Regions from separate parts of the Homo sapiens genome. Here region 1 is linked to region 2. A link is an interaction called in ENCODE POLR2A ChIA-PET data of the cell type or tissue named here. Cell type or tissue: PC-9. All regions are shown on one strand. Each heading gives the region's core, and the rest is flanking DNA. Links, peaks and the distances in the headings are about the cores only. Region 1 overlaps RYR1 (ryanodine receptor 1). Region 2 overlaps SPINT2 (serine peptidase inhibitor, Kunitz type 2).

Region 1 (9,869 bases), core at 126-8,125, 300 kb before region 2:
ACCACATCCCACTAATTTTTGTATTTTTAGTGGAGACAGGGTTTCACCACGTTGGCCAGACTGGTCTCAAACTCTTGACCTCAGATGATCCACCTGCCTTGGCCTCCCAAAATGCTGGGATTAAAAGCGTGAGCCACAGCGCCCGGCATACACTTGTTCTTTCCGTGTCCCCAGGATGTGAGAGAACACAGTCATCCTAGAGTAAAAACTAAGATAAGTGACTATAATGAGAACGAGGCTGTGGGCAGCGAGGCCGTGTCTGGAAGAGCCTCAGATGTCAGGTTGAGGAGCTGGACTTTGTCCTGAGAGCAGGGAGGAACCCACGGAGCCAGACTGCAGGACATCTTTGGAGATAAACCCCAGAAATGATTCTTTTAATTGTGGATTGTGGCCTGTGTCTCTAGTAAGTTCGCATCAATTTGGGTTATGATCACCATTATTAGAATAGAAGAGAAAATATAAATGTGCATTGAACGCTGGGTATACCTTGGGTGAAACTTTTTTTTAAACTTGACACAGAGTCTCAATGTGTTACCCAGGCTGGAGTGCAGTGGCGCAGTCATAGCACACTGCAACCTCAAACTCCTAAGCTCAAGCAATCCTCTTGCCTCAGCCTCCCACAGTGTTGGGATTACAGGCGTGAGTCACTGCGCCCGGCCTGGGTGAAACTTTTAATTGTGGATAATGATGATAGAAGCTAACATCTATATAATCCTGAGGATGTGCCAGGCACTAGTCTAAGTCTTTTTTTTTTTCCTTTTTTTTGAGACGGAGTTTCACTCTCGTTGCCTAGGCTGGAGTGCAGTGGCGCAATCTCGGCTCATGGCAACCTCCACCTCCCGGGTTCAAGTGATTCTCCTGTCTCAGCCTCCCGAGTAGCTGGGATTACAGGCATGCGCCACCATGCCCAGCTAATTTTGTATTTTTAGTAGATATGGGGTTTCTCCATGTTGGTCAGGCCGGTCTCAAACTCCCAACCTCAGGTAATCTGCCCCCCTCAGCCCCCCAAAGTGCTGGGATTACAGGCATGAGCCACCGTGCAAGGCAATGGTCTAAGTCTTTTAAGTCTTCGATAGCCAGGGAGCACCTATTAGTCCTAAAAGCAACTACTATTACACACTCATTTTACAGGTGAGGCCCCCAGGGCATAGGGAGGAGGTTGAGTAGCCTGCCCCAAAATCACACGGCTCATAAGTGGCAGGGGCACGCTCCCTGAGTACCTTTCCAATAATAATAGTTTGAAAAGCTCAAATAAGGCCGGGTGCAGTTGCTCACATCTGTAATCCCAGCACTTTGGGAGGCCGAGGTGGGTGGATCATTTGAGGTCAGGAGTTCGAGACAAGCCTGGCCAACATTGTGAGACCCCCCCACCTCCATCTCTACTAAAAATACAAAAATCAGCTGGGTGTGGTAGTGTGCGCCTGTAATCCCAGCTACTCAGGAGGCTAACGCAGGAGAATCACTTGAACCTGAGAGACAGAGGTTGCAGTAAGCTGAGGTCATGTCACTGCACTCCAGCCTGGGTGACAGAACGAGACTCTGTCTCAGGAACAACAACAACAAAAAACCTCAGCTCAAATAATATTGAAACAATGGCGAAGAGGTGTGGAGCACTCATATGCCTGGCACTGTTCAAAGTATCTGACATGGCCAGGTGCGGCGGCTCACACCTGTAATCCCAGCACTTTGGGAGGCCGAGGTGGGCAGATCACGACGGCACAGGCAGAGATGGAGACCATCCTGGCCAACATGGTGAAACTCCGTCTCTACTAAGAATACAAAAATTGGCCGGGCGCAGTGGCTCATGCCTGTAATCCCAGCACTTTGGGAGGCCCAGGCGGGCGGATCACCAGGTCAGGAGATCGAGACCATCCTGGCTAACATGGTGAAACCCCGGCTCTACTAAAAATACAAAAAATTTGCCAGGCGTGGTGGCGGGCGCCTGTTGTCCCAGCTACTCGGGAGGCAGAGGCAGGAGAATGGCATGAACCCGGGAGGCGGAGCTTGCAGTGAGCTGAGATCACGCCACTGCACTCCAGCCTGGGCCAGACTCTGTCTCAAAAAAAAAAGAAAGAAAGAAAATTAAGAATACAAAAAGTATCTGGGTGTGGTGGCATGCGCCTGTAGTCCCAGCTACTTGGGAGGCTGAGGCAGGAGAATCACTTGAACCCAGGAAGCGGAGGTTGCAGTGAGCTGAGATTGCGCCACTGCACTCTAGCCTGGCAACACAGTGAGACTCCATCTCAAAAAAAAAAAAAAAAAATGTGCCTGGCATGCATCAGCTTGCCAAACTGTAGGTACTATTTTCATTTTTTAGAGATAGGGTCTCTGTCTGTCTGCCAGGATGGAGTGTAGTGGCCCATTCGTAGCTCACTAAAGCCTCAAACTGCTGGGACCAAGTGATCCTCTTGCCTTAGCCTCCAGGCACACAACACAACACCCAGCTAACGTTTAAATTTTTTTTTATAGAGACAGGATTTTTGCTTTGTTGCCCAGGCTGGTTTCCAACTCCTGGACTCAAGTAATCGTCCCGCCTCGGCCTCCCGACGCACTGGGATTGCAGGCTGGAGGCACCACGCCCGGCCTGGAGGTACCATTATTAACTCCTTCAACAGATGCGAGAAGGAAGGGTCCCAGAGTGCTAGGGGAGGGGCTCACCGTCATCATGTCATCACACTTCATGTCAGGTTCATCCTCATCCTCGCTCTTGTTGTAGAACTTGCGGAAGAAGTTGAAGGCCACCACGGTGTACAGGTAGACGACCACCGCCAGAAGGCCCACGGTCATCACCAGCTGGGGGCAGGATGGGGCCAGGTCAGCTCCGCCCTGGGCTTGCCCTCCCCCCACCCTGCCCATGCTGGGTCCTGGCCCCGGTTCAGTCCCTGTGGCTCTACCTTGCTGCCCCACACACCCCCGGCTCAGCGCACCTGGCCTTGCCCCTCCTCAGCCCAGCTGCCCGGCCCTTATCCCTTCACCACCCACTGCCACGCTGGTCCCTGCTGGCCCACGCCCCACAGCCAGGTCCTCCCCACACCTGTTTCCCATTGTGGGTGACAGAGGACAGGATGGTGCGCAGCGTCTTGACCCCCATGGCGATGTCCAGGAGATGGGCAGCAAAGAAGAAGTTGTTGTAGTGTCCCAAGAGGGACATCACCATATACCAGCCCAGGTACAGGAAGGACTGTGGGCACACAGGGCCAGGGGTCAGGGGGAAGGCAGGGACACACGAGGAGCACTCTGGAGGGTAGGGGCCACTCGAGAGTCAGCTGTGCCCTGGGGGTCGGGTGCCAGCTCTGTTTGGGGAGTACATGGAGGATCAGGGCATTCCGGGTGAGAAGGCATCCTGCGGGGAGATGAGAGCCCCCTCCAGAAGGAAATAATCTGGCAATCTAAGGGCACACTGAGGGAGCCAAAGGATGTTCTGGGCCGGGTGTGGTGGCTCATGCCTGTATCCCCAGTGCTTTGGGGGGCTGAGGCAGGAGCATCACTTGAGGTCAGGAGTTGAAGACCAGTCTGGGCAACATAGCGAGACTCCATCATCTCTTCCTCTGTCTTTTTTTTTTTTTTTTTTTGAGATGGAGTTTCACACTTGTCACCCAGGCTGGAATGCTATGGCGCAATCTCAGCTCACTGCAACCTCCGCCTCTCAGGTTCAAGTGAAGGAGGCTAAGCCTGCCAAGTAGCTGAGACCACAGGTGTGGGTAACCACACCCAGCTAATTTTTTTTTTTTTTTTTTTGAGATGGAGTCTTAGTCTGTTGCCCAGGCTGGAGTGCAGTGTTGCAATCTCAGCTCACTGCAACCTCCGCCTCCCGGGTTCAAGCGATTCTCCTGCCTTAGCCTCCAAAGTAGCTGGGACCACAGGCGTGGGTCACCACACCCAGCTAATTTTTGTATTTTTAGTAGAGATGGGTTTCACCATGATGGCCAGGCTGGTCTCTAACTCCTGGCCTCAAGTGATCCACCCACCTCGGCCTCCCAACCCAAAGTGCTGGGATTACAGGCCTGAGCCACCGCACCTGGCCACTCTCTGTTTTTTGTTAGAGACAGGGTCTCGCTCTGTTATCCACGCTGGAGTGCAGTGGTGCACATGCAGCTCACTGAAACCTCTGCCTCCTGGGCTCAAGCCATCCTCCCACCGCAGCTTGTTGAGTGGCTGGGACTACAGGTGTGCACCACCACGCCTGGCTAATTTTTGTATTGTTTGTAGAGACAGGGTTTCACCGTCTCTACAAAAGTTGCCCAAGCTGGTCTTAAACGTTTGAGCTCAAGCAAACCTCTGCCTCCGCCTCCCAAAGTGCTGGGATTATAGGCCTGAGCCACTGTGCCTGTCTGCCTGGCTAATTTTTTGTGTTTTTGTTGTTGTTGTTGTTGAGATGGATTCTCATTCTGTCGCCCAGGCTGGAGTGCAGTGGTGCGATCTTGGCTCACTGCAGCCTCCACCTCCTGGATTCAAGCCATTCTCCTGCCTCAGCCTCCTGAGTAGCTGGGATTACAGGCACCTGCTGCCATGCCCAGTGCCAGGTTTGTCTTGAACTCCTGACCTCAAGTGATCTGCCTGCCTCGGCCTCCCAAAGTGCTGGGACTACAGGCGTAAGCCAGCACGCCCAGCCCCAGCTAATTTTTAAATTTTCTGTAGAGAGAGGATCTCACTATATTGCCCAGGCTGGTCTCAAACTCTGGGCTCCAGTGATCCACCAGCCTTGGCTTCTCAAAGTGTTGGGAGTACAGGCGTGAGCCACCACACCCAATCCCAGCTATTTAAAAAAAAATAGTAATAATAATACTAATAAGATGTCTAGGGGGATAAGGAGCCTTGTGTGGATAAGAAGATACCCTAGGGTCACAGCCACTCAGGGTCCCAGGAGTCATTCTTTGGTCAGGAACACCCGACGTTGGGAACCCTCCTAACGCCCCACCCCTGCAGAGTCCCTCCCCAGTCTGTGGGCCCCTGCTCACGTTGTCTGTGAAGATGACCCCGAACTTCCAGATCTGGTACTTGACATCGATGGACATGAGCCTGTGGGGGCGGGGGTGGGGAGAGATGCTTGAGTGTCAGACTCCAGTCACCTCCCCTGCATGCCCCAGGCCTGTGCAGGGGTGTCCTGGGCTCACCAGGTCAGCAGCCCTGGCGGCGGGTTGGGCTTGCGCTCATTGTGGGCTGTGATCTCTAGTGTGGCCAGGTCCATGCCCAGTAGCTCAGCAATCCGCTCCCGCCCGTAGATGTCCCCATGTTTGTCCAGGACCTGCACAAGAGAGCATCAGGCTGTGTAGACACAGCTGGAGTGTGGGTGTGTGTCGTGGCCTGCAAGGGGGTTCTGGGGACACTCCAAACTCTGAGTGAGAAATGGGAGGTGCATTTTTTTTTTTGAGACAGTCTCCCTCTGTCACCCAGGCTGGAGGGCAGTGGCGCCATCTCTGCTCACTGCAACCTGTGCCTCCCGGGTTCAAGCGATTCTCCTGCCTCAGCCACCTGAGTAGCTGGGATTACAGGCATGCACCACCATGCCCGGCTAATTTTGTATTTTTAGTAGGGACGGGGTTTCTCTGTGTTGGTCAGGCTGGTCTTGAACTCCTAACCTCAAGTGATCTGCCCTCCTTGGCCTCCCAAAGTGCTGGGATTACAGGCGTGAGCCACCGTGCCCAGCCCACTTTGTTTTTTTCTACAGCATTTATCACCACTGACATACTGTACTTGGGTTCATCATCTATCTTTCCAACTTGAAGGTCAGAATCACTGTTTTGTTTAACACGGGATCCCAGGTTTCTAAAACTGTTCCTGGCACATAATAGGTGCTCCGTAAATATGAGTGAACGAATTATAGTAACAGCCAACATATCTAGTGTTCTCCTATATGCCAGATACTGCTCATGTAGTACATAATACAACAACCCTGTAGGGTTGGCCGTATTATTACCCCACTTTGAGTATGAGGTACAGAAAGGTCAATAAGCCAGAAATAGAAAGGCAGGCAATCGGCTGGGCGCGGTGGCTCGTGCCTGTAATCCCAGCACTTTGGGAGGCCGAGGCGGGTGGATCACCTGAGGTCAGGAGTTCGAGATCAGCCTGGCCCACATGGCGAAACCCCGTCTCTACTAAAAATACAAAAATTAGCCAGACGTGGTGGTGGGTGCCTGTAATCCCAGCTACTCGGGAGGCTGAGGCAGGAGAATCGCTTGAACCCGGGAGGTGGAGGTTGCAGTGAGCTGAGATTGTGCCACTGCACTCCAGACTGGGTAACAGAGCGAGACTCCGTCTCAAAGAAAAAAACAAAAGAAAAGCAGGCAATCTGGTTCCAGAGTGTGTGTGCTTAAGACATATTGCTAACTTCCTCTCTTTCAACTAGTATTTCTCTCTTTTTTTGAGACGGAGTCTCGCTCTGTCACCCAGGCTGGAATGCAATGGCGCGATCTCGGCTCACTGCAGCCTCTGCCGCCCGGGTTCAAGTGATTCTCCTGCCTCAGTCTCTCAAGTAGCTGGGATTACAGGTGCCCAGCTAATTTTTGTGTTTTTAGTAGAGATGCAGTTTTGCCATGTTGTCCAGGCTGGTCTCAAACTCCTGACCTCAAGTGATCTGCCCACCTCGGCCTCCCAAAGTGCTGGGATTACAGGCGTGTGCCACTGCTCCTGGCCTCAACCAGTATTTCTTGAGTATTCACTCTGTGCCAGGCACTATGCTATGCTTTCTTATTTTTTGTTATTATTATTTTTTTTGAGATGAGGTCTCACTCTTTCACCCAGGCTGTAGTGCAGTGGTGCAATCTTGGCTCACTGCAACTTCTGCCTCCCAGGTTAAGCGATCCTCCCACCTCAGCCTCCTGAGTAGCTGGGACTACAGGCATGCGGTACCGTGCTAATTTTTTGTATTTTTGGTAGAGACGGCATTTTGCCATGTTGCCCAGGCTGCTGTGAAATTCCTGAGCTCAAGTGTTACATCCATCTCAGCCTCCCAAAGTTCTGGGATTACAGGCGTGAGCCACCACGCTTGGCCTTGATGCTCTGCTCTTTCCATGTGCCCATTCAAGAAAGGGAAGCAAGCTTACTATGCCCATCTCCCCATGGGGAAACTGAGGTGCTACTCAGAAAGGCAAAAAAACCTCTTGCCCAAGGTCACACACCAAGCAAGTGCTTGGCAGGCCTGTGATGGCCTGGTGGCAGGCAGGGACCCAATCCAGGACCCAGGGCATCCATGTCCTCTCACCTTGCGCTTGACAAACTTGTCCCAGTAGTTGCTAGGGAAAGACCTGCAGAGAGAGAGAGAGAAAGCGTGAGTATAAGATGTTAGGGCCAGAGGGATCAGAGCTGTCAGCCACGACAGGGTTGGCTGAAACTCCACTGTTTTTCTTTTTCCTTTTTTTTTGAGATGGAGTCTCACTCTGTTGCCCAGGCTGGAGTGCAGTGGTGTGATATCTGCTCACTGCAAACTTTGCCTCCCAGGTTCAAGCGATTCTCCTGCCTCAGCCTCCTGAGTAGCTGGGATTACAGGCGCCCACCACCACGCCCGGCTAATTTTCGTATTTTTAGTAGAGACGAGGTTTTGCCATGTTGGCCAGGCTGTTCTTGAACTTCTGACCTCAGGTGATGCCCCCACCCGCCTTGGCCTCCCAAAGTGCTGGGATTACAGGCGCCCACCACCACGCCCGGCTAATTTTTGTATTTTTAGTAGAGACAGGGTTTTGCCATGTTGGCCAGGCTGGTCTCAAACTTCTGACCTCAGGTGATCCCCCCTCCCGCCTTGGCCTCCCAAAGTGCTGGGATTACAGGCGTGAGCCACCTGCGCCTGGCTCCACTGCTTTTCTTGTAGGAACCTTGAACAGTGGGGACCCCACTGCCATCTTTGCTAGACCCCAAATGAGGCAGAGAATTTGCATTCAGAGCCAGATGTGCAAAAAAGACCTCAGAATGGCACTCTGATAAAGAGGCTCTGGCGTGGTGATGGGTGGGGAGGAGTCCAAAACAGCAGCCTAACTCAGCACCAACTCCAGTGCAACTGCCTGCTTCCTCATACTGGTTGATTTCATTTAATTTCATGATTCTGGCCCTTTATTCACCAGTTTTCCAAGTGACAAATTGATGCCCTAACATCCTCAAATATGGCCAACGAGTTTTTTTTTTTTTTTTTTGAGACGGAGTCTCGCTCTGTCGCCCAGGCTGGAGTGCAGTGGTGCCATCTGGGCTCACTGCAAGCTCCGCCTCCTCGGTTCACGCCATTCTTCTGCCTCAGCCTCCCGAGTAGCTGTGACTACAGGCACCCACTGCCACGCCCAGCTAATTTTTTTGTATTTTTAGTAGAGACAGGGTTTCACCATGTTAGCCAGGATGGTCTGGATCTCCTGACCTCGTGATCCGCCTGCCTCGGCCTCCCAAAGTGCTAGGATTGATTACAGATGTGAGCCACTGTGCCCAGCCACGAGTTTTGTTTTTTGAGAGGGTGGAGCGATGATTGATTATGAATTCACGGATTTGCAATTATTTGAAGTGCTTTGATTCATTGCACTTCCAATTCCTACTTGTTTTTTTTTTGGCCCCCAGACATAGGGTCTTGCTCTGTCACTCAGGCTGAAGGACAGTGGCATAATCATAGCTCACTGCAGCCTAGAACTCCTGGGCTCACGCCATCCTCCAGCCTCAGCCTCCCAAACAGCTAAGACTACAGGCATGCGCTAGCCAGGCTAGCATGTCTGGCTAACTTTTTAGTTTTTTTTTTCTAAAGATATAGGTCTCTCTATGTTGTCCAGGCTGGTCTTGAACTCCTGGGCACAAGGGATCCTCCTGCCTCAGCCTCCCAAAGTGCTGAGATTACAGGCGTGAGCCACTGAGTGCGGCCCCTAGGGCCCCTAATGATTTCTTTTCTTTCTTTTTTTTTTTTCCTTTCTTTTTCTTTTCCTTTTTTTTTTTTTTTTCAGATGGAGTCTCGCTCTGTTGCCCAGGCTGGAGTGCAGAGGCACAATCTCGGCTCACTGCAACCTCCACCTCGCAGGTTTAAGTGATTCTCATGCCTCAGCCTCCGGAGTAGCTAGGACCACAGGCACCCACCACCATGCCTACTTTTTGTATTTTTAGTAGAGACTAATTTTTGTATTTTTAGTAGAGATGGGGTTTCACCATGTTGGCTAGGCTGGTCTCGAACTCCTGACCTCAAGTGATCTGCCACCTTGGCCTCCCAAGTGTTGGGATTACAGGCATGAGCCATCGTGCCTGGCCATGTTTTTTTATTTTGCACTCATTGCACCTGAGTAAGAATCACACCTGGAGACAGGGTTTAAAACACGGGTTCCTGGGCTCACACCCCAGAGTCACTGAACAGGAACCTCCAGGCCTCAAGTCTAGGAATCTCTGTGTGCCAACCTCACCCACACAGATGCTGTAATGCATGGGAAATGTGCCTCTTTTATGGAAAGAAAGAGTAAGACTTGGGGAGAATGAGGCAGGGCCTGCAGGGACTGAAACCCTAGGTTTTTTTTTTTTTGTCTGGGGGGAAGGGGGTGGAATTTCACTCTTGTTGCCCAGGCTGGAGTGTAATGGTGCGATCTCGGCTCACTGCATCCTCCACATCCCAGGTTCAAGTGATTCTTCTGATTCAGCCTTCCCAGTAGCTGGGATTACAGGCGCCCGCCACCACGCCCAGCTAATTTTTGTACTTTTAGTAGAGACGGGATTTCACCATGTTGTCCAGGCTGGTCTCAAACTCCTGACCTCGTGATCCGCCCGCCTTAGCCTCCCAAAGTGCCGGGATTACAGGTGTGAGCCACCGTGCCCGGACCGAAACCCTAGTTTTTTGGGGTCCAGGCCTGGACTGGGTGGAAACCCAGGTCCCCTCCTGCTGCCACCCTGAGGTGGGGGCTGGGTCCTTACGGCGTGTTGAGCAC
Region 2 (16,761 bases), core at 5,003-13,002:
GAGGTCAGGGATCGAGACCATCCTGGCCGACACTGCGAAAACCCATCTCTACTAAAAATACAAAAAATTAGCCGGGTGTGGTGGCACGCGCCTGTAGTCCCAGCTACTCCGGAGGCTGAGGCAGGAGAATTGCTTGAACTCGGGAGGCGGAGGTTGCAGTGAGCCGAAATCGCACCACTGCACTCAGCCTGGGCAACAGAGTGAGACTCCGTCTCAAAAAACAAACAAAAAAACCCAAAAAGTTAGCCAGGCGTGATGGCAGATGCCTGTAATCCCAGCTACTCGGGTGGCTGAGGCAGGAGAATCGCCTGAACCTGGGAGGCAGAGGTTGTAGTGAGCCGAGATCACACCATTGACCATTGCACTCCAACCTGGGCAACAAGAGTGAAACTCCGTCTCAAAGAAAGAAACAAACAATCAAAACACAGTGACTTCCAGGGCCAAATAATTGCTTAACTGTATCAACTCATCTAACTAATTCAACTGTAATACCAGTGCTTACACTGGGTGAAGGGTGGGGGGCATCACTTGAGGCCAGGAGTTTGAGACCAGCTTGGGCAACATAAAAAGACCTAATCTCTTTGGGGGGAGAAAAACAAAACAAAACACGACACTTTTTTTAAAGGTTAACATGACAAATTTTTCGTTTTGAAACGGAGTCTCGCTCTGTCGCCCAGGCTGGAGTGCTCTGGCGCGATCTCAGCTCACTGCAAGCTCCACCTCCCGGGTTCACACCATTCTCCTGCCTCAGCCTCTGGAGTAGCTGGGACCACAGGCGCCCGCCACCAGGCCCGGCTAATTTTTTTTTGTATTTTGAGTAGAGACGGAGTTTCACCGTGTTAGCCAGGATGGTCTCGATCTCCTGACCTCTTGGTCTGCCCACCTCGGCCTCCCAAAGTGCTGGATTACAGGCGTGAGCCGCCGCACCCGGCCCACATGATACATTTTACACAGCGCTTATCTCCCACACCTCGTCCAAGATGGAGGGAACCCTGGCTCCTCCGCATCCTCGGGCCTGGCCTAGCCTGATGCTATTAAACGGTCACCTTGCAAACCAGCTCCCCGCGTTCTGCCTCTCTCTTCATCAAGCAGTCTTCTGGCAACTGGACTAGAGACTTGCCTATGCGGACTAAAGGCGTGGGCCCGGGGACACGAGTGCCTGCTCCCCGGGGCGGTCCTGGTTCTCATGATGAATTAATACACTGGCAGTCTCATTCTCACTTGCCTTCCCACAGAGCCTGCCTGCCTGGGAGAGAATATGCCGGCAAAGGACCCCAGGCACTAGCAGCCCTGGCAGTGTTTAGCTCTTTACAGACTCACATGGGAGCGCCTCGAGAGACACACATTGCAGCCAGTCAGATGCCAATATGTGCTTTCTGGACCTGCAAGGCGGGGCCGGACTCTAGGGAGACAGCTAACCTGCCTGCTCCCAGGAACACACAGCCACTCATGTCCCCTGGCTATGTTCACTGTCTACTGCCTGAGTTCTCAACACTTCAGCTCCCTTCCTGAGGAGGTAACAAACAGCCAGGATGGACAGATACATTTGCTAAAGGCAACTCTTGACTGGGATAGCTCAGAAAAGGTAGCAAAAGATAGTTCTCCCAAGTCCTCCTTCATAATGAATCACAGCTGACGATAGAAATACAGTAACTGGGTCAACGGTGGCTCACAGAGACAACACCAAGTCATCAAAAAAACATGTTAGGGGGAGTGCCGCTGAAAATATTTTTATTTATTTTTTACTTAAAGGCCAGTGTAATTGTTTGTTTTTTCAGTTAAAGTGAAATGTTTAGCTGGGCACAGTGGCTCACGCCTGTAATCCTAGCACTTTGGGAGGCAGGCAGATTGCTTGAGCTCAAGCGTTTGAGACCAGCCTGGGTAACATGGTGAAACTCCATCTTCACCAAATACACAAAAATTAGCCAGGTGTGGAGGTGCACGCCTGTAGTCCCAGCTACTTGAGAGGCTGAGGCACGAGAATCACTTGAACCCAGGAGGTGGAGGTTGCAGTGAGCCAAGATCACATCACTGCACTCCAGCCTGGTAGGCGACTAAGCGAGAAAAAAAGAAAAAAGTGAAAATCTTTAACATAGGATTTGGATGGCCAAACCCTCGGGTCTCTGGAACACTCGGGATGGAGCAGCCCCAAAGGGCCAATGTCTCATCACCACCAGCTCTCAGGAAGTCCTTCTCACTCAGCTAAGAGCCAGGGCACGCTGCTGGGAGGTTTAGGTTTTAATTTAAACTGTGAGGTTATCAGGGTCAAAATTACCTTGATTCCACAGAACTCCTCGCAGGTGAGGGCCGCAAAGAGGATGGATTCCAGGACGTATGTTTGTTTTAACTTGATCGGTAACTTGGCTGGGTGAGCTATTCAAGTCACTTGTCCCACAATTAAAAATAACCCAAATAGCGGCCAGGTGCGGTGGCTTACACCTGTAATCCCAGCACTTTGCGAGGTTAAGGCAGGCAGATCACCTGAGGCCAGAAGTTCAAGACCAGCTTGGCCAACATAGCGAAACCCCATCTCTACTAAAAATACAAAAATTAGCCAGGCGTAGTGGTGGACACCTGGAATCCCAGCTACTCAGGAGGCTGAGGTTGCAGTGAACCGAGATTGCTCTACTGCACTCCAACTTGGGCGACAGAGCAAGACTCTGTCTCAAAATAAAATAAAATAACCCAAATACCCAGGGAACAAGAGGGGCAGCCCTGTCGGAGTGGATCAAAAAGCCTCTGCTCAAGAAGGCAAGGCTACTTCCTCTTTGGTCTGCTCTGAAACTTGCACTTAGTAAAGTGGGAGAAAGGAAGCTGGGTCACGCTGGCCCCAGCTCTGCCCTGTTGTTTTGCTCCCTTTCTGGGAAGAGGAGGAGTGAGGGTCTGCTGTGAAACCACTGTACGGCCACCAGGACATTCACACGGTGCCTGTTTCTTCTGCTTTTTAAAACGTCACCCAGATTCCACTGTCAAGAACTAATAAAGAGAGGAAAGTATCCACATTCCAGTTAATAAATTGTCTCTAAAGAGCAAAATCTGGCTGGGCACAGTGGCTCACGCCTGTAATCTCAGCCCTTTGGAAGGCCCAGGTGGGAGGATCACTTGAGGCCAAGAGTCCAAGACCAGCCTGGGTAACATAGGGAGACCCCCGCCTCTATAAAAAATTTCAAAATGAGCAAGGTGTGGTGGCATGTGCCTGTAGTCCCAACTACTCAGGAGGCTGAGGTGGGAGGTTCTGCTTGAGCCCAGGAGGTGGAGGCTGCAGTGAGACCCTGTCTAAAAAAAAAGCAGGGGCTGGGCGCAGTGGCTCATGCCTGTAATCCCAGCACTTTGGGAGGCTGAGGCAGGCAGATCACAAGATCAGGAGATCGAGACCATCCTGGCTAACAAGGTGAAACCATGTCTCTACTAAAAACACAAAAAATTAGTTGGGCGTGATGGTGGGTGCCCGTAGTCCCAGCTACTCAGGAGGCTGAAGCAGGAGAATGGCGTGAACCCGGGAGGCGGAGCTTGCAGTGAGCCAAGATCGCGCCACTGCACTCCAGCCTGGGCGACAGAGCAAGACTCCGTCTCAAAAAAAAAAAAAAAAAAAAAAAAAAGGAAAAAAACAAAAGCTCCAACTACTGCCATCTCACCTGTGACAGTGGCACATTTCTTGAGGCACTCCTCCTTGGTCAGGTAATTATTGCTGTTTCCGTCACAGCCCCCATACACAAACAGCTGGCAGGATCCGTCAGTGACATTGTACCACCACCTAGGCATGGAGGCCCGGCATCTGCCCACCACCTTCGACACCAGGCAGAAGTCTGAAACGCGAAGCACAACCCGGTTAGCTTGGCAGGGCAATCCTGGCAACAAAGGACACGCACAGACCTGTACATGGATCCCCCAGGAGAACCAGAGCCTTGAGTTCCAGCAGTTCCCCTGTGAGCTGTTTCCCAAGCCCAGATCGTCAACAGGCCCACTCAGTGCTTCCTTCCTTGTATAAACACATCACCCAACAATAAAGACAGCAACCCACCCACTGAACTGTATTTCAGTTGTGTGTTTTGTCCCCTGTCCCCATTATTGAAGACATGCACATCCAGTGTAGAAACATAACTTTATTTATTTATTTTGGAGAGAGAGTCTCACTCCATCGCCAGGCTGGAGTGTGGTGACTCGATCTCAGCTCACTGCAACCTCTGCCTCCCAGGTTCAAACGATTCTTTTGCCTCACCCTCCTAAGCAACTGGAACTACAGGCGTGCGCCACCATGCTGGGCTTTTTTTTTCTGAACTTTTAGTACAGATGGAGTTTCACCATGTTGCCCAGGAGGGTCTTCAACTCCTGAGATCAAGCAATCCGCCTGCCTCGGCCTCCCAAAGTGCTGGGATCACAGGCACGAGCCACTACGCCCAATGGAAACATGACTTAAAAAAAAAAAAACAAAACAAAACCTGACTCCAAGACCCTTCTGGATGCTGCCCCATCCCACAGGGCCAAGGGGAGCTTAGGGCTGAAAGGTCAGAGCCAGAGAAGTGAAGTTGGGAAGGAGAGGCGCTATCAGCACCCTCGGTAGTCCTCACACGTGCTTTTCCTGATCTTTCCTGTCCACTCTCTGCCCAGGCAGGCCACAGGACACTCAAATTACTGGAAGAGCCTCAGAAGGAAGCTTCTTAACTCGAGTGCCTGCAGCCCAGCCCATGGCTCCAAAGACAACACAGGTCCTACCCCTGCACCACGGCTTGTTACAGCTCCTATTTGGGCACACCAAGATGGGCCTGGGTTTCAAGGCACCCTCAAATCTGGCCCTACTTTAGTAAAAGGGAAACAAAAGCCAATGTTATAAAATTCCAGCCAGAAACACTTCTTGCAAAAGGTCGGTACGCTCTCTTGAAAGGGAGAGAGAAACAATTGCTAGAAGCAACACCTGCACCAAAATAAGCCTTTCCACTGGAAGGATTGAAGGCGACCTGAAAAGAAAACAGCCTGGCTGTGTGGCTCCATGTCTGCTCCTGTATCACGGTTATCACCCCTCCCTAACCCTGGCCTTCACCCACCTCTGCCTGCTCAGCACAAGGGCATTCCAACCTGCACAGGGCCTGGCACAGGATGCTTGATAAACATGTCTCCAATAAAAGCATCCCACAGCCAAACGCTTGCTTAGATGTTGTCATTGACTCCTCGCTAGTTGTTTTCATGTTTGTTAGGTTTGTTTCACCCACTAGGGATATATCTTCTGTTGTGTCTCCCCAAATATGTCACAGTGATGGGCATGAAACCAGATGTTCCACAGAACACTAATCAACGGACAAAAAAGGTTGCTACTCTGCAAAACAAACAAACACATACATGCCTCCAAGGAAATCCCACCCACACAATAGATCACAGGTAAGTAGCACAGCAGAAAAAGCATCTTCTGAAGCAGGAAATTCCCTATCATTTGAAAAAAGCTAACCATGAAAAGTCACCCGTTAGAGGGTACCTTATCTAGACACTTCATATGAATGAAAGTGTACAGTATGTCCATAAAAGGCAAATCAATAGACACAGGAAGTAGATGAGTGGCTGCTTGGTACTGGGGGTGGGAATGGGGAGTGATGGGTAAAAGGATCTTTAGGGGATGATGAAAATGTTCTAAAATTGGATTGTGGCAATAGCTGCACAGCTCTGTAGAAGGTGCTAAAATCCTTGGATGATATACTTAAAACGAGTGATTTTATGATAATTTTTTTTTTTTTGAGACAGAGTTTCACTCTTGTTGCCCAGGCTGGAGTGCAGAGGCGTGATCTCCGCTAACTGCAACCTCCACCTCCCAGGTTCAAGCTGTTCTCCTGCCTCAGCCTCCCAAGTAGCTGGGATTACAGGCATGCACCACCACACCTGGCTAATTTTGTATTTTTAGTAGAGATGGGGTGTCACCATGTTGGCCAGGCTGGTCTCGAACTTCTGACCTCAGGTGATCCGCCCATCTCAGCCTCCCAAAGTGTTGGGATTACAGGTATGAGCCACCGCGCCCGGCCTATATAATTGTTTTTGAGATAGGGTCTTCCTCTGTCACCTAAGCTGGAGTGCAGTGGCAGGACCATGGCTCACTGAAGCCTTGCCTCCTAGGCTCAAGTGATCCTCCCACCTCAGCCTCCTGAGTAGCTGGGACTACAAGCAGAAAAAAAATTTTTTTTTTAAATAGGGGCACCTTTTGTCCATTACACATCAACCAAAACCAGCTGGCTGTACACCTGGAACAGGTACAATATGCCAAAGGTCACAAAACACATAATCAACAAGGTCCAGAGAAAACAGCAGGAGGAGGTCCTCTGGTGTGTGACTCTGCCCACCCCAACGCTGGGAGCAACACTGCCACCAACAAGACGAGATGAAGAGGACCCACGTGGGACCCAATTACAATCCAAAGCTGAAAACAGCATCAAGGCAAGAGCACCCAACAGCTACAGAGGCGCCAGCAGCCTCTCCGCCGCCCTGCCACAGTGAGCCCTGGCAGCCCCTCTGGCTGCTTTGTGTCTTAGCTTCCTAAGCAGTGTCAGACACAGCCTTTTTCCACAATAAACTTCAGGGGAATATTGTACACCTTAAATGGGTGAATCATATGGCATGTGAATTACATCTCAAAACAAAAACCAATAACCTGAGGGAGGGCCCAACAACACCCGGCGCCCAGGCAGGAACCACCCGACACCACACCTGAGAATGAAGCAGGGTGACCCACAGTATCATGGCAGGAATTCGGTAACTTCGTAAGTAAGGGTGCCAGGTACACGTGGCATGTGCCTGAGGGTGTGTAGGAGAAAAAATGCCTATTGAGGGATGGATGGCAGTTACCTTGGTGAATTCAACCCTGCCTAGAACCTGGCCAACATCTTTATAGGCCCAGACATGCACTCTTGCCAGTGCCCTCGTGCTGAGGAGACACAGGAGCACTGGCCTCAGCTAACAGCGCACGGGATGATACATGAGACCACAGCAGCAGGTGATGAATTTACAGTGAGAACATCACTGTATTCTGTCAAGCAGGTTGCATGCTGATGTGAATCAGCAAAACACCTTGGAAAGCAAGCATCAATGGAACACGATGCTTGAAGTCAGAATAAAGTTAGTTTACTGTATGATTCCTAAGAACATTCTCACCAACAGAATCTGTCAGGCAGGCCAAATGCTCACAGTAGCGGCTGAGGACAGCTCTTCCGGAGCACGGTCACGATCTGTCCCTGAGACGCTTCCTTTCTGGGGTGCTGCTGTGAGCCAGTGCCTCTTCTAGCTTGGATGCTTTCTGTTGACGTGCTGGGGGCTTCATGACAAGTCTTGCGAGCCTGGGAAGCCATTCTGTGTCTAGACAGCTGCTTACATCTGCTCTAAATATCACTGACTTAGTAGTTTAAGTTTCAGAAAGCAGCCTTATTTTCAGGTTCCTTCGGTAAAGTAGGAAGGAAAGGTAGAACTTCACTGTTGTCCCAGGAGAATTTAGAAACATGTCTTTATGGTCAGGCATGGTGGCTCACGCCTGTAATCCCAGCACTTTGGGAGGGTGAGGTGGGCGGATCACCTGAGGTCAGGAGTTCGAGACCAGCCTGGCCAACATGGCGAAACCCCATCTCTACTAAAAATACAAAAATTAGCTGGGCATGGTGGTGGGCACCTGTAGTCCCAGCTACTCAGGAAGCTGAGGCAGGAGAATCACTTGAGCCCGCAAGGCGGAGGTTGCAGTGAGCCAAGATCTTGCCATCGCACTCCAGCCTGGGCGACAGAGCAACGCTCAGTCTCAAACAAACAAAAAAGAAAAAGAAAAAGTCTCTTTATTAAGAGAAAACTTGGACTAAAAACATGTCTGAAAGACAGATGTTGGTAGTTGTTGAAGCTGTGTGATGGTGCATGGGGGTTTACAAAATGTGTCACTGCTTTGTATATACTTGAAAATTATTATAATAATTTTTTTTTAAGATGGAGTTTTGCTCTTGTTGCCCAGGCTGGAATGCAATGGTGCGATCTCGGCTCACTGCAACCTCCACCTCCCAGGTTCAAGTGATTCTCCTGCCTCAGCCTCCTGAGTAGCTGGGATTATAGGACTGCGCCATCACACCAGCTAATTTCGTATTTTTAGGAGAGACGCGGTTTCTCAATGTTGGTGAGGCTGGTCTCGAACTCCTGACCTCAGGTGATCCACCTGCCTCGGGTTCCCAAAGTGCTGGGTTTACAGGCACGAGCCACCGCACCTGGCCAAAAAAAAAATTTTTTTTTTTTTTACTCAAATTTCATTTGAGTAAAAGAGTTCTAAGTAGCAGATTAATTGGCTGAAGTTAGGTCCAAATAAGACTAAATTTAACCATGTCCTTACTATGTTAAGACACACATCTTTTTGTGAGTATGGAAGGAAGCTCCTCGTTGAAGACAAATCGTCTCATCTTGTCACATGCTTTCACTAACTGAATTGTTTTTAAGCATCTATGATGTAAACTTTACTCTCAGGCCTGAGAGAACTGAAGTCATGAAAAGGGATTTTGTTTGCTCATTTGTTTTAATGGAGGCAGTGTTCCTTCAGGAAACACAGGCCATATAGTATTCACTTCCACCACAAATAACAACAGTGCATTTTCTCATTCACTGTTCTGCAAAAACCTTGTATTTATTTATTTTGAGACTCAGTCTTACTCTGTCACCCAGGCTGGAGTACAGTGGCATGATCACAGCTCACTGCAGCCTCGACCTCCTGAGCTCAAGCAATCCTTCCATCTCAGCCTCCTGAGTAGCTGGAACTACAGGCACCCACCACCACGCCTGGCTAACTTTAATTTTTTGTAAAGATGGGGTTCTCACCATGTTGCCCAGGCTGGTCTCAAGTGATCCTGCTGCCTCCGCCTCTGAAAGTGCTGGGATCATAGGCATGAGCCACAGCACCTGGCTGCATTACTTATTGCCTTCGCCAAGCATGATGCCTGGCATATCATGTGCCCTACCTCTAATGGTCACAATAAAACTGTGAATCACGTAATAATATCTCCGCTTTACAAACGAGAATGCTGAGACTTGAGGTGGTTAAAGTGAGGCAGCCAGCAGTGCCAGGATGAGTTCCCTGTGGTCTGATGAGAGCCCAGGCACTAACACGACCCTTCAGACTGATGGGAAGAAAAAGCCACTGCATCAACAGGCAGCAGGAAAACAGAACTGAGGTTGCCTAAAAGCCAAAACATTCCTCAGGGTCTTTATCACAATCTGAGGGCTCACAAAGGCCAGGCCCTCTGCCAGGCCTCTGTTTTCAGTCACACTCAATGACAGGGTCACGGACACCAACATACCAAAGGAAACGGCCAGGGCTGGGGGGGAAATGGGCTGGACACATTTTTAGAAAGTTATTCCTTAATGAGGAATTCTATTATTATGAAATGACAAAATGCTATGTTGGTCTTAGAATAGTATTGGGAAGCAATCATGAAAAATATGACTCAAGTGCTATTTTGTATGCTCACAAATGGTAGGGCAAAATTAAGTACATTCTGTATGTTTTCAAAACGGAGACGGACCAACAGGAAAATGCTGAAAGGAACCAAATTTGGATGAACTCATAAGCTTCAGAATATCTAAGCAAAAGTAGAATTCCTGCCTTTAGGGAAGAGTAACTTTCTTTTGGAAAAGCATCAGAAATGGCAAAAGTCACACATTATCCGAAATATGAACCTCACTTACAAAATCCTCGCAGGCATTCTGAATGTCAGCTATTGCAAAATTGCAAAGCAAACTGGTCTTTGAATGTGTTGGAAAACAAGTTTCTCTGGTTCTGAAGTCACTAGAGCTTTAACCAAGACAATCAGCCGGTGACTAAGACAACAATCTACAGTCTGCTGGATAGATCTGCTGTCACCTTCTAAGAAGGACATTATAGAATTCTGAGGGGTCCCAAGTACTACCAATCTAATCTAATTTTATAGGCTTAGCAAGATAGTACTGGGCCAGTGGCTCACATCTGTAATCCCAGCACTTTGGGAGGCTGAGACGAGCAAATTGCTTGAGCTCAAAAATACAAAAAAAATGAGCCGGGTGTGGTGGTGTGCACCTGCAGTCCCAGCTACTTGAGAGGCTAAGGTAGGAGGATCACCTGTACCGGGAGGCAGAGGATGCAGTGAGCTGAGATTGCGCCACTGCACTCAGGCCTGGGTGACAGAGACCTCATCTCAAAAACAAAAAAACAAAAAAACAAAACAGATGAGATAGTACCTAATCATTTTCCAAAAATGCATAATTGCAGCTGTGTCTACTTTGCAAAGTAAGAACTTTAATGAAATATTTCAAATATGCTGATGAGTACAGAAAATACCCCATGTCTGGTATATCCACATCTCAGTGTCATCAAATTCTAACATTCTCAAGGACTAAAACATAGAGTAGGCCTGCTGGGCAGATCACCTGGGGTTAGGAGTTCGAGACCAGCCTGGCCAATATGGTGAAACCCCATCTCTACTGAAAAATACAAAAATTAGCCGGGTGTGGTAGCACGTGCCTGTAGTCTCAGCTCCTCGGGAGGCTGAGGCAGGAGAATCGCTTGAACCCAAGAGGTGGAGGTTGCAGTGAGCCGAGATCACGCCACTGCACTCCAGCCTGGGCAACAAAGCGAGACTTTGTTCTCCAAAAATAAATTAATAAATAAAACATATGGATAGAGCAGAAACCCTTTGCATACCCCTCATTCAATCACATTTGCTCTGCCTCTTCCAAATTAACCCCCTACCACCTTGAACTTGGTGTCTTATTTCATTCATGTTTTTATATCCATTAAAATAAGCTTTGTTTGTTTGTTTTTTTGAGATGGAGTCTCGCTCTGTCGCCCAGGCTGGAGTGCAGTGGTGCGATCTTGGCTCACTGAAAGCTCCGCCTCCTGGGTTCACGCCATTCCCCTGCCTCAGCCTCCCGAGTAGCTGGGACTACAGGCGCCCGCCACCACACGCGGCTGATTTTTGTATTTTTAGTAGAGACAGGGTTTCACCATGTTAGCCACAGTGGTTTCGATCTCCTGACCTTGTAAGTCCACCCGCCTCGGCCTCCCGAAGTGCTGGGATTACAGGCGTGAGCCACCACGCCTGGCCCCAAAACAAGCTTATTTTTAAAACAAGCAAAAATAACTCCTAGGGTTCTAGTTATTGACAGACTCCCATGAGTGCTATGAGCTGAGGCACAAGAGCTTCTTGCCTCACCACGTGCAGGACAGGAAAGCCCAAAGCCACTCCTGAAATGCTTCTCCTCCTCCTCCTCCCACCCATCTGTTTTTTCTAGAACAAGGGTCTGCAAATGTTTTCTATAAGGGGCCAAATACTGAATACAAGCAGCAATTGGCCTGCCCGTCAGTGTGTGATCACACAAAGCAATCTCATAATCAGTGGGAAAAATGATACTGCTCAATGACATTTAAAAATTTTTGTCAGCTGGGCGTGGTGGCTCACACCTGTAATCCCAGCACTTTGGGAGGCCGAGGCAGGTGGATCACTTGAGGTCAGGAGTTCGAGACCAGCCTGACCAATATGGAGAAACCCCGTCTGTACTAAAAATACAAAATTAGCCGGGCGTGGTGGTGCATGCCTGTAATCCCAGCTATTCTGGAGGCTGAGGCAGGAGAATCGTTTGAACCCAGGAGGCACAGGTTGCAGTGAGCTGATCCATTGCACTCCAGCCTGGGCAACAAGAGTGAAACTTCATCTCTCAAAAAAAAAAAAAAATTTTTTTGTCAAGCTGGGCATGGTGGCTCATACCTATAATCCCAGCACTTTGGGAGGCCGAGGCAGGAGGATCATTTGAGGTCACGAGTTCAAGACCAGCCTGGGCAACATAGTGAGACCCTGTCTCTACAAAAAATAAAAAAATTTTTTTGGCCAGATACAGTGGCTCACACCTGTGGTCAGGATTTCAAGACCACCCTGGCTATCATGGCGAAACCCCATCTCTACTAAAAATATAAAACTTAGCCCGGCACAGTGGCGCGCGCCTGTAGTCCCAGCTACTCGGGAGGCTGAGGCGGGACAATCACTTGAACTCAGGAGGCGGAGGTTGCAGTGAGCTGAGATCGCACCACTGCACTCTAGCCTGGGCGACAGAGCAAGACCCTGTGTCAAAAAAATAAGGAAAGAAAAACTCTATTGGCTATAAATGCACAGAGTAACAAAACAAAACAAAACAAACAAACAGAAAGAATGTTTATTTAGCATACTGTAAGTTAAAACATTGGAAACATTTAGGATTAAAGTGTTAATTTCTGTGCAAAAGAATTTCTAAGGGGAGTTTGAACCGTGCTTGTGGTCTTCTCACCATATAACTTACGATACAGAGCAAGCATCATTTCTACACCTTTTCCAGCAATTGCCAAACACTTTTCTAGATCTGGATCAGCTTTCAACGTTTTATCCTTTGCTCTTTCAATGTCACAAAATTGCTCGCAGAGCTGCTTCACAGAAGAGGCTCTGCCAGTGTTGCTTCCTCTGGGCCACCATCCAGAAAGTCACAACTGCCGCCCTCATTTCCGTGGACAAGAAGCCTTCACAAGCTCCCTGGCTGCAGATCCAGAGTCTCTCCAGTGGCAGAGGGAAGTGCAACACCTCCCGTAAGCTGGTCTACCTCTCCATTTTATGTTTTTTTTTTTTTTTAAGACAGTCTCACTCTGTCGTCCAGGCTGGAATGCAATAGTGCGATCTAGGCTCACTGCAACCTCTGCCTCCCGGGTTCAAGTCATCTCCTGCCTCAGCCTCCTGAGTAGCTAGGACTCCAGGAGTGTACTACCACACCTGGCTACTTTGTGTATTTTCAGTAGATAGGGTTTTGCTGTGCTGGCCAGGCTGGCCTCAAACTCCTAACCTCAAGTGATCTGCCTACCTCGGCCTCCCAAAGTGCTGGGATTACAGGCGTGAGCCACCTTAGCGAAAAACACTGCAGAACACCTTTCCTAAAAACAACTAACATCACTAAAAACAAGTCTCCTCTTTTCATTAAAAACACTTGGAATTCTAAGGATAGTAGCCAAGGAGAAGTTATTTGCTATAAAAATCCCCAGACATGCCACTCCTTAGTATCAAAAAGCAAAGAAAGCTCTGAAGAGTCATTTAATCCAAGAGTTTCAAAGAACTCCATCTCAAAAAAAAAGAAAGAAAAAACATTGTTGTGAAGATTAAAGGAGTTTTTAATCCATTATAATTGCTTAAAATAGTATTTAGCACACAGCTTTCTTTTTTTTTTTGAGACAGGGACTTGCCCTGTCACCCAGGCTGGAGTACAGTGGTACAATCTTGGCTCACAGTAGCCTTGACCTGTGCTCAGTGACCCACCCACCTCAGCCTCCAAGTAGCTGGGACTATAGGCGTGTGCCACCATACCCGGTTAATTTTTGCATTTTTTGTAGAAACGAGGTTTCACCATGTTGCCCAGACTAGTATTGAAGTCCTGGGCTCAAATGATCCACCCGCCTCGGCCTCCTGAAGTGCTGGGATTACAGGCGTGAGCCACCGCACCTGGCCTAGCACAAAACTTTTAACAAATAGTAGATATTGTATCTTTACGATTGTATTTTTTATGAAGACAGGACTAATATAGGGACAGTCAGAATAAAGAGAATGACACATTTCACTACAGAGTCCAACCAAGCATGCTGACGGAGAGGATAAGGAGGAAGAGGATATACAGGGAAGGCCAAAAGTACAACCTCAAGCCAAACCAATGATGTCTTATCTTCACCTGGAGGAAGACAATGGCAAACCACCACACGGGTCAAAGTCCTGCATGGCTACAAGATCAGGATATGCTGGGCTGGGAGGCAGAAAGCCAGAGGGAGGGACTGGTGGAAAAAACAAATACCAAAACAAATGAAGCAACACAAACCCTCCATGCTTTCCACACCTACTTGCACTTGCACTTCAAGCATCTTTTCACCAGGGAATGAATGAGAGCATCTTAAAAAGAGGTACTGAGGCCGGGCACAGTGGCTCATGCCTGTAAGCCCAGCACTCTGGGAGGCCGAGGCAGATCACCTGAAGTCAGGAGTTCAAGAAAACAGGTACTGAATGACAGGAGGTACTGAAGCCTATTTCAATTCTACCAAGCCAGATTCCAAAGGTGACATTTACTGTGTAATCAGCCTTATTTTAAGATGATCTATAAATCTACCTACTTTGGTTAGCTGGCTAGGTTCTATATATTTGAGTGTTTCTGTTTCCAGTACAGAAAGCTACCAACTACCCATCTCCTCTAGGCTTGGGTGTCTGGAAGTTTTCATTATTGAGACAATTCAGAACCTTTCAAAAAAAAACCTCAGGTATTTATGAGGAAAGAACATTTACAATTACAAATCCTACTTAAGTTATGAGGCTCATAAAATCTTGGTGTTTCAGATATAAAATCTTGGTATTTTCTATATAAAATATTTAGATATAAAAGTTTACATTTCAGGCCGGGCACGGTGGCTCACGCCTGTAACCCCAGCACTCTGGGAGGCTGAGGCAGGTGGATCACCTGAGGTCAGGAGTTCAACACCAGCCTGGCCAACATGGTGAAACCCCGTCTCTACTAAAAATACAAAAAAATGAGCCGGGCGTGGTGGTGCATGCTTGTAATCCCAGTTACTCAGGAGGCTGAGGCAGGAGAATCGCTTGAACCCAGAAGGTGGAGGTTGCAGTGAGCCGAGATCGCACCACTGCACTCCAGAGTCTGGGCGACAGAGACTCCATATCAAAAAATAAAAAATTTACATTTCATAACCTATCAGCACAATGCAACTCATCACTACTCATGCCTACCATCACTCCATATTCCACTCTGAAACAAGACTATTAAGTCTACCCTCGCCTCAATCCATAACAAGAACCCGAGCAGTCCATCTGAATAGCTGGGAAGGAAACAATAGTTTCAAATCTTCTAAGAAACTGTCTGCTGTTAATTCGCATTCAGCCATTCTTTACCTTGTGCAAATCATGGACCATTTTCAGAACTGAGGAAAGCTCTTGGACCCTCTCTCTGGAATGGTGTTTCTCAACCTTTTTTCATTACTACCTTCCCCCTAAGACTTTTTGGAAATGTTTTTCCTAATCGCCCCACAAAATTTTAACACCACAGACATACTATATATCTATTCATGTAGAGCGGCCCTTCAAAAGGTCACAAACTATTATAGTATCTTTTTGTTCCCCCACCCCTTTAAGAACATGCCATACACTCTAAATGACAGACCCTGGCATACACATGGACAAACTATCACATATAAAATTGTTTTGAGATGGGGTCTCGCTCTGTCGCCCAGGCTGGAGTGCAATGGTGCGATCTCGGCTCACTGCAACCTCCACTTCCTGGGCTCAAGCAATTCTCCCACCTCAGCCTCCCACATAGCTGGGACTACAGGCTGACTAGTTTTTTGTATTTTTTGTTTCACCATGTTGAAACTCCTCAGTCAAGCAATCCACCTGCCTCAGCCCCCCAAAGTGCTGGGATTACAAGCGTGAGCCATTGTGCCCAGCAGTATCACATAAAAGTGAAGGACTTCAGATTAAGGGACTTCTGAGGCCATGGACCCTGGGCCCAGTCAGGAATCACCCTGAGCTCCATCTCCAACACGTGTGAGTAAAACAACATGTGAATTCTTGCCCTCTTTTTTTTCTGAGATGGAGTCTCACTCTGTCTCCCAGGCTGGACTGCAGTGGCGTGATCTCGGCTCACTGCAACCTCCACCCTCCGAGTTCAAGCGATTCTCCTGCCTCAGCCTCCAGGCGCCTGCCACTGCACCCGGCTAATTTTTTTTTGTATTTTTAGTAGAGATGGGGTTTCAACATCTTGGCCAGGCTGGTCTTGAACTCCTGATCTCGTGATCCACCCACCTCGGCCTCCCAAAGTGCTGGGATTACAGGCATGAGCCACTGTACCCGGCCAAACATGTGGTGGTCTCTTGTAAGTGGCTCCTCTCACTTAGCATAACATTTTTTTTTTTTTTGAGAGAGTCTTGCTCTGTTGCCCAGGCTGGAGTGCAGTGGCATGATCTCAGCTCACTGCAAGCTCCACTTCCTGGGTTCACGCCATTCTCCTGCCTTAGCCTCCCAGATAGCTGGGACTATAGGCGCCCGCCACCACGCGAGGCTAATTTTTTTGTATTTTTAGTAGAAACGGGTTTTCACCGTGTTAGCCAGGATGGTCTCGATCTCCTGATCTCGTGACCCGCCTGCCTCGGCCTCCCAAAGTGCTGGGGTTACAGGCATGAGCCACCGCGCCCGGCCTCGCCCTCATTTCTAAAATGGCTTCTAATCATAAAAAGCATATTTCAAATAAACTTCAAAATAAGTAAACTCTAGCTCCTACTTCACCTGCCAAGGAAAATAAAACAACAAAAAAAGGTAAATAAACTCCAAAGTTCCTGGGCCTCAGCATCAACATCAGCACTTCTTTACAGGGAGTTTTCAAAAAGATGTTGCCAGAAAAAAACCATGAAATGACACTTGTGAGGAGGATCTTGCAGGACATCGGAATCCACACTCTAATGTCCACATTAGTCATGGCCGGTGGGCCAAGGCCTCCTGGGGCTAATGGAGTCATTTCAGTGTGACTCCTGCTGGGCTCTCTCCCGCCTCACATGAGCCACAGGCTTATCACCCCTTATTCAGCCTCCCCTGTAGCCTCCAGACATGGCAAACAGAAGCTCTGCATGCATTCTGCAAATGGCTGGGGATGGGTAAAATGAGAAACAGGGTGGGGAGCAGGGTGAAAGAGGAGAAGTGTGATTTCTCCATTGCAGGCTGAGCTCTCAAATACTGACTG

Evidence for each region. ChIA-PET counts read pairs that join two places held together with the same protein. Peaks named below come from ENCODE experiments on the same cell type or tissue, not always from the same donor. Only the 100,000 strongest peaks of a DNase experiment are listed, where the experiment ranks them.
Region 1: POLR2A ChIA-PET joins it to region 2 with 24 read pairs; 2 of 35 experiments call an interaction of 5 or more read pairs at or near these places.

What each region holds. Positions count from the first base shown.
Region 1 is chr19:38,573,294-38,583,162 of GRCh38, reverse strand. It overlaps RYR1 (ryanodine receptor 1), which reads right to left. Exons shown (of 106, transcript NM_000540.3): 96 at 9,856-9,869; 97 at 7,202-7,244; 98 at 5,115-5,245; 99 at 4,959-5,019; 100 at 3,035-3,181; 101 at 2,659-2,793. Among named protein-coding and RNA genes, the nearest start is that of MAP4K1-AS1, 18 kb to the left of the region's middle. RefSeq lists an enhancer at 3,111-3,612. In PC-9, for the core only: no CTCF peak of the experiment used is centred there; a DNase peak (open chromatin) is centred at 3,662.
Region 2 is chr19:38,270,672-38,287,432 of GRCh38, reverse strand. It overlaps SPINT2 (serine peptidase inhibitor, Kunitz type 2), which reads right to left. Exons shown (of 7, transcript NM_021102.4): 2 at 3,636-3,806. Among named protein-coding and RNA genes, the nearest start is that of SPINT2, 14 kb to the right of the region's middle. In PC-9, for the core only: no CTCF peak of the experiment used is centred there; DNase peaks (open chromatin) are centred at 9,312 and 9,772; H3K4me3 peaks cover 1,418 bases; H3K27ac peaks cover 3,234 bases.